Linked DNA regions of Homo sapiens: region 2 is linked to region 1. The links are chromatin contacts, found by Hi-C in ENCODE. All regions are on one chromosome and are shown on one strand. The core of a region is the stretch at or near the end of the contact, and the rest is flanking DNA. Distances in the headings are between cores, read along the strand shown.

Region 1 (3,730 bases), core at 1,097-3,596:
GGAGGGTGCCAGGAAACTCCCTTCCCAACCCAAGGCCCTGCTGGGGGCTCCAAGAAGCAAAGTTCACGGGCTTAGCCCGAGAGGGCCCACACTGGACTGCTCTGAATGGGCTCCATTCCATCGGAGGACCTCAGACCTGGATTTGCATGGGGGACCTGATTATTTATAGGCAGAGAAGAGGGTGCATGAGGCCTTCCTGGTCTCCAGTCCAAATTCCTTCCTTTGGAAGCAGGGAAATGCAGCGTGCAAGTCCTGGACCAGAGGGGCCACCAGTGCCTAGGCCTGGCTGAGTCCCTCGCCAGAGACAGGGGCAGCAACCCTGGGAATGGCTGACCTTGCTGTTAACTCCAGGCAGCCGCATCTTCAGGCCTCCAGCAGGTCCCCGCCAGGAGGAAGTCTCCCACACTCGAGTGAGGGTGCAGGCGTCCCCTGGCCAAGGGGCATGAGGGCAGTCTGCCGCCAGGGACAGTGTCAGGAACTGACCTTCTCAGAGCGGGCTCCTCAGGTGGAGACGAGTACGTGCACCCCATGGCTTCTCACTCTCAGCTCCAGGACTTAAGGAAAAAGGAGGGTCACAGCTCTCTCCTGGACACCAGCAGGGGCCAGCAGATGGAAAGTTCGGCCCTGTGCATCCCCTGTTCCGTACTGGTGAGGAAGTTGCCTGGGCCCGTGGCCTCAAAGTGCTCCTGGACACCCCAAAGTCCTCTCGGAATTTCCCTGAGCTCCTGCCTGCGTCTGCCCCCATGAGCCCAAGAACTCTGCAACATCTGGAGCCCCAGCAGGCAGGACTCAGGATTCCAGAGTGAAGCCTCCCATGAGTCCCTGCACCGGGCACACACCCCTCCTCCCTCTGTATGGACCGAGGGAAGGAGAAAACCTTTCCAACCCCGACTCGGGTCTCCTTGGTAACTGTTTATATCAGAGCCCTTCTCCCCACGCCCTCCCCGTTTCCCATTAAAAAAAAAAAGGAAGTCATGTCTGCGGAACAAAGCTCTTCTAGGCTCTAGAAGACAGCCTGCAGGTTGCTATGGCAGGGCTGCACTCCATAAAGGAAGCCACACTGATCCCACTGCCAGGGCGCCACACAATCACATTAAATTAAGTCTGGTCCCTGTCTTCCCCCACACAAAAGAATTGCGGGCAAACAGAGCTTAAGACACTGGGTCCATGTCAGCGGGAAGCATCCTGTGTGCCATGAAAGACACACCTTCCCCTCCCATCAGGGCAGTTGGGGAAATGCCTGGCAAGGTGGGCTCCGTTTGCAGTGGTGATGTTCTGTCTTGGGGAGCACCCTTCTGAGGTTCCCGAGTGCAAACAGCCCATCCGAAAGCCCAAGGCTCGGCGGAGTGCAGTGGCTCACACCAGTACAGCACTTTGGGAGGCCGAGGTGGGTGGACGCCATAGCTCAGGAGTTTGAGGCCAGCCTGGGCAACATGGCGAAACAGCCTGTCTCTACCAAAAATACAAAAATTAGCCGGGTGTAGAGGTGTGCGTCTGTGATCCCAGCTACTTGGGAGGCTGAGGTAGGAGGATCACTTGAGCCTGAAGGCTGAGGTGAAGGTTGCAGTGAGCCAAGATTGTGCCACTGCACTCCAACCTGGTTGACAGAGTGAGACCCTGTCTCAAGAAAAAACAAACAAAACCAGAAAGCCCAAGGCTCCAGCCGTACAGAGGTGGCAGCTGTCCCAGGCCTGGAGCACACAGACCACGTGGCTCCAGAACGGAGCATGAAAGGTTCCAATTAAGGCTCTCCACGCCTAAATTGGGAGCAGGAGTCTTTCTGGGTTCAGGATCAGAAGTCAGCTGTAGTCCACTGCGTGGGGAAGATGAGGGAGGGCGGGAAAAGCACTGAGTCACTTGGACCGAGATGAACCGAGATGTGCGGTTCATTTTGTTCCCGTCACAGGCGACGCTGAGGAACATTTCTGGAAACTGCAAATCCGGTTGGATTTTCTGCAGCGGACTCGATTTCTCCTGAGACTGTCCCCTGCCCTTAGCAACACATGGGGAAGCTGCTTTGGACCAGCTCCCTTTCAGAACCTAGCGTCTACTGCCAAGTTCTCCAGGCTCCAGGGTCATGGGTGCCCACGGCGAGAGAAGGGGTGGCGGCTGAGGCACAGAGGCACGATGGCAGCAGAGCTGGGGGCAGCCTGCTCTGGCAGGACGGAGAGTGGGCTCTGCTAGGCGGACCCAGATTTCTTGACCTTCAGAGCCTTGTGGCATGGGGCTAATGGTTGGAAACGCCAGTCTTTGGTGAAAACAGAAAGTGGTTTGCTGGAGCTCAGACAGAAGCCAGCAGCTGTCTCTGCGGACAGGGACTCTGATGAACACGTGGGGAGGGCAGCTGCTGGAGACAGCTGGCTACAGGCAGGGGGAGGTGAAAGCAGGTGTGAGTGGCCACAGGTCAGAGACAAAACAGGCGAAGGGAATGACTTCTTACTGAGTGCCTACTGCATGCTGGCTAGCATTCAAGAAGCTTTCTATTTTATTTTGTTTAATCCTCACCACCCTGTGCAGTGCGCAAGGGTTTCTATCCACCTTGACAAGGCAGTGAGGCTCAGGGTGGGTGAAGCGGTAATTCAACTCCAGGCCTGTGAAAGCTCCAGGGCCCAGTGGCCCAGCACCCGGGGTTCCTGTCTGCTCCCCAAGCAAGGTGCACCTCCCCCGGCTTTACCCTGTCTGCAGTGCGCCCCGGGCACGTTCAGGCAGCACATCTCACAGCCCTTCCCAAGGATCCTGGGGCCGTGTCCTCAGGATGCTCTAAGGCTCTGGTGGGCTGCCGCTCCCTCATTCCCCCCGACCATGTCCTCCAGCACGTGTTCACATCAGGACTCCGTGAGCAAGTCTGTGAAGCTCAGAAAGCCTGCTGTGCTGTTCCACACACGCAAAAGCCTTGATGCTCTTCTGACGACCTCAGCAGTGACCCTGAGCCAGGGGGTGGCCAGGACTAGGGCTAATTTTCCGGAGACAGAGAAGAGAAACTCAGGGTTATTCAGCCCATCGGTGACAGAAAGAAAAGGCCATACCCTCAGACAGTAAGATCATCTGATCTGGCACAAAGTGGCTCTGCTATTGTGTGCAATCAAAGGGGATGGAAAGGAGGGGTGGGCTGGGGTGGCCATGACAAGAGCTAGGGGTCCGAGGGAGCAAAAGCGTGGTGCAGGAAGCCCCAGGCTGGAATCCCAGCTCTCATGTGCTAACGTCAGCCTTGACCAGGTCACTCACCCTCTCCTGGGATCAGCACTGCCATTTGTAAAATGGAGATAAGAACATCACCTCTGGTGGGTGATGAGGGTCCCAGAATTATGTTTTCAAAAGCACTGGCTTGGAGCCCTTTCTCTGATCCACTGACACCTGCATTTGCACTCGGCTCTCCATCTGTGCCGAGCGGCCCTGGTCAATTTCTGCTAGGCTGAGGCCAGCAGCCTCCTGGCCCATCTTCCTGCTTCCAAGTCAGCTCCCTCCACTCCAGCTCCAAATGGCGCTTCATGGGGCCACCGCTCTCCAGACACCGCCATCCTACACAGGCTTCCCCAGCTCCCTGTTAGCGTCATCCACATATGTCATTTTTTTAAATTGATTTTTTAGTTTTTCTAGAGACGGGGTTCGCTCCGTTGCCCAGGCTGGAGTGCAGTGGCGTGACCACAGCTCACTGCAGCCTCCAACTCCTGCCTCAGCCTCCCAAAGTGCTGCGATGACAGGTCCACACCACCATGCCCAGCTAATTTTT
Region 2 (3,854 bases), core at 1,014-3,513, 350 kb before region 1:
CCTTGTGATCCACCCACCTCGGCCTCCCAAAGTGCTGGGATTACAGGCGTGAGCCACCACGCCCGGCTACTCTGTGCTCTTAAGCAACTACCAGCAGCAGAGCCTGTTACCTAAGCGGACAAGGCCAAAGCCACTGCTCTGAAAGGCCAGAGGGATTGGCCACTACCCATGGGGACCATCTTGTTTTCTGACTGGAGTCTTCTGGGCTCGGGGATTTGCCTCCTCAATCCTCTCCTGCCTCCCCTGGATGGGAAAAGTACAGTATTAGGTGGTTTAATAAGCACTGGCTTTGACTCACATCCTCACTTGGCCCACTGGGTCCTGGTGGTCTGCAGCTGTTCTGCCCCTATGCCTGGGGGAGGTGGGGAGACAGCACAGCCCACCTTATTCACTAGAGTTAACTCAGGAACCAGAAGCATGCCTGAGACACTTCTTTCATACTGGATCTACACTAGGGGAATCACAATCTTGGTGTTAAATTAGTTCTTCCCACTGTGGTCGGCAAATTACCCTACCACTCATTGGCTTGTAGGAGCTGAGAAGATAAATGAAAGCCTTTTTTTTTTTTGAGACGGAGTCTCGCACTATTGCCCGGGGTTGGAGTGCAATGGCGTGATACCAGCTCACTGCAACCTCCGCCTCCTGGGTTCACGTTGATTCTCCTGCCTCAGCCTCCCGAGTAGCTGGGATTACAGGCATCCACCACCATGCCTGGCTAATTTTTTTGTATTTTTAGTAGAAACAGGGTTTCACTATGTTGGCCAGGCTGGTCTTGAACTCCTGACCTCGTGATCCGCCCGCCTTGGCCTCCCAAAGTGCTGGGATTACCAGGCATAAGCCACCGTGCCTGGCCACAAGAAAGCCTCTTTTTACTCACTTAACCTGAAGCCAGATTTTAGAGATGAGGTTTCATTGGTTGTCAGTTTTTTTGTTTTGTTTTGAGACAGGATCTCGCTCTGTTGACCAGGCTGGAGTGCAGTGGTGCAGTCATAGCTCACTGCAGCCTCCACCTGCTGGACTCAAAGCAATCCTGTTTCAGCGTCCCAAGTAGCTGGGCTATCTGGCCTGGCTAATTTTTAAATTCTTTTTGTAGAGACTGGGTTTTACTATACTATGTTGCCCAGGCTGGTCTTGAACGCCTGGGCTTAAGCGATCCTCCTGCCTCGGTCTCCCAAAGTGTTGGGATTACAGGTGTGAGCCACCATGCCCAGCTGGGTTATGTTCTTTAAAGCCAGATAGCAAACTCACTTTTTATTCCATTAGGTTTATCAAAGCAGACTGCCTTCCAAGAGACGGTATTTTTTAGTGTTAAGTTGACAAGGGGTTTTGCCTGCTAAGTTTGCCGAGTAAATCCTCGGACAAGGATTGTGGGTAGTGGGCAGACCAAGAGTGAGAAATATTCTCTTGCCCTAAATCAGGAGACTACATTAGAAACAGACAAGATAGACTCAGGAAATAAAGGCTAAAAGGTATGAAGGACAAGGCAGCTTGTAGCTGACTGCAAGCATTGTGGGGTGAGTCTTTTTTTCATGTAATCTCCCTAAATACCGTCCAAGTCTCCAAGGTCAAACAGATGCCACCTCCCGCTGCTGGGGCGGGGCCACATTGAGTAATAATCATTGCTCCCCGTGGTATGTTAGCACTTCGATTTCTTTCGCCTAGTGGCGACAGAGCCAAAATGAAACTGAGTAAGTACAAAACAGCAAAATAGCATTGGCCGCATCCCTCAGGGCCTCACGCACGCACCAGCCACAGCTGGTCTGGCCGCCCTGCCCCATTCCTTGAGCCACAAAATGCTGCAGTGATGCTGGTTTGCAAAGCCCCAGAGCTAGGTCGGGGGATTCAGCATCCCTCCCGGCCCAGGTCTGGGCCCCCTCCCTACCCCAACCTGGGGGCTCTTGCAGTAGGTCCCCTGCCGACCCTTCCCGGCTCTGAAGCTGGCTTTCCCGGGGATCGCCTCTTCCAGACCCCGGACTCCAACAGCGTCCTCGAGCCCAGCCACCCCCGCCTCCAACCCACCTGGGAGCTCCATCCTCGGCCCTATCTCTGAGCACCTCCCCTCCCCAAACGCCCAGACCCCCGGCCAAGGAAGCCTTTTGCTGCCTGCCGTCTCCCCGAGGGGCCTCCTTTGCATTGGCGAGCCGTTCGTCCCTGGCCCCGGCGTGCACTGGCGCGCCTCTGTCCCCCGGGTTCCTCGACGTAAGACAGGTTTCTAGGACGGTGCAGAGGCCAGGGCGCCCGGACTACGCGGAAGCCCGGATGTGGGCCGGGCGGGACCACGGCTGTGTATGTAGCCCCGCCCCGGGGGCGGCCGCCTTCCCCTCGGGCATGGCAAGAGCCAATCACAGGCCAGCGTGTCCCCGCTCCGCCAATGGTCGGACTGTTGCTAGGGCCTGGGTCCCTGCCCCGAAATCGGCCCGCTTAGCGGCCCCGGGGCTTCATTTGTTGCAGATCCCGCCCTCCAGCCACTGGGGAGCTTTTATCTCCCAACTTCACCCGCTTCTCTCTCCTCCGTCTTCCGCCTCCACCTTTGTTACGTGCTTGGGAGGATGGAGCCTTGGGCTCGTGGTGGGCCCTTGGTCCCACGCCTGCCCTTCAGTTTCTCCATCTGAATAATGACGTGATCTCTCGTGTCCCGGCCCGTACTGGTTGGCTATCCTTTCTTACCTACACATCTCTGCTTCTGAAAACAGCCCTGGGAGGTCTGCGTTGTTCCCAGATTGCAGAAGAGGAAACTCCTGGCCCCCGATGCACACAACAGCTGGGCGGTTTCTGGTGGCTACCTGGGTCTGACGGGTTCCATCACTTTACACGCGGGAGCCATGGTGCAACAGTGAGGGAGGGGGCAGATCTGGTGTCCTGGCGACACTGAGGCCAGGTCCTGCCTCTCTTTGGTATCCCAGGCCCTCCACAGCTAGGTCCCAACCTGCCTGTCCAACCTCCGCTGCCCTCATGCCCCAGGTGTTACAGCCCCATCAGCCTCCTGTGCGCCCTTCAAGGTCCTCTGCTCCAATACCCTTCCCTCCCACGGTCCTGATGATGATAACTGAATCGAACAGTGGCTGCCAGCCAGGGCCAGGGCCCTCCCCCATCATCAGTCCTGAAAGATGTCAGAAATGGAATAAAGACACCCAGTCTCCCCGCTTCCCATCTCCTGACATAGAGTTGTATAATCCCAGGCCGAGAGGGAGTTGAGTTGCCCAAGTCACTATCAAGGCTGGATTTAGGAATTAAAAATCAGCTCCAGTGAGGTTGCTGACTGTTTAGAAAGGTGGGATTTCTGTCGCTCAGCAATGTCTATTTTCTTTTTCTTTCTTTTTTAGAGACAAGGTGTCACTCTGTTGCCCAGGCTGTACTGGAGTGCAGTGGTGCAATCATAGCTCACTGGAGCCTCCAAATCCTGGGCTCTGAGTAGCTGAGACTATAGGTGTGCACCACCATACCCAGCTGATTTCTAAATTTTTTTTGTAGAAACAGTCTCACTGTGGTGCCCAGACTGGTCTCGAGTACCTGACCTCAAGCCTCAGCCTCCCAAAGTGTTGGGATTACAGGTGAAAACCACTGTGCCCGACCCAATGTTTCATTTTCTGAATAAAGGGCTGTTGGGGGACAAAAGCTTAAGAGCTCAGGATTTGGATTCTCATCCCACCATGTCCTAATTAGGTGACATAACCTCTCAAGGTATTTAGCCTTTTAGAGGATCAGTTTCTACATCTGTAAAACGAGAATAATACAACCTACCTCAAAAATGTCTAGCAGTGACTGAGTGCTTACTATCGGCTCTCAGCAGCCTTCTAAAGACTTCACAGTGGCTGGGTGCAGAGGCTCAAGCCTGTAATCCCAGCACTTTGGGA

Evidence for each region. A loop is a pair of places that touch in the nucleus more often than their neighbours do. Pooled maps may share reads with other maps.
Region 2: a loop to region 1 is called in a pooled map, with 2.4 times the contacts of the local background. The contact joins the promoter of FPASL here to the enhancer-like site in region 1. A Hi-C loop is called at or near these places in 1 of 168 maps with a recorded cell type or tissue (sigmoid colon) and 4 of 50 pooled maps.

The regions. Positions count from the first base shown.
Region 1 is chr7:75,964,882-75,968,611 of GRCh38, reverse strand. All of the region lies in intron 2 of POR (cytochrome p450 oxidoreductase), which reads right to left. Among named protein-coding and RNA genes, the nearest start is that of SNORA14A, 23 kb to the right of the region's middle. RefSeq lists an enhancer at 1,014-1,893. Within about 2 kb of position 2,346, at least 19 of the 41 ENCODE cell types and tissues checked have a DNase peak (open chromatin) inside an H3K27ac peak, as active enhancers do; they include sigmoid colon, where a contact is called at or near this core.
Region 2 is chr7:76,316,656-76,320,509 of GRCh38, reverse strand. It overlaps FPASL (fibroblast proliferation associated lncRNA), which reads right to left and starts at 2,263. Exons shown (of 2, transcript NR_186616.1): 1 at 63-2,263. RefSeq lists enhancers at 1,400-2,396, 2,745-2,924, 2,397-3,393 and a silencer at 2,225-2,464.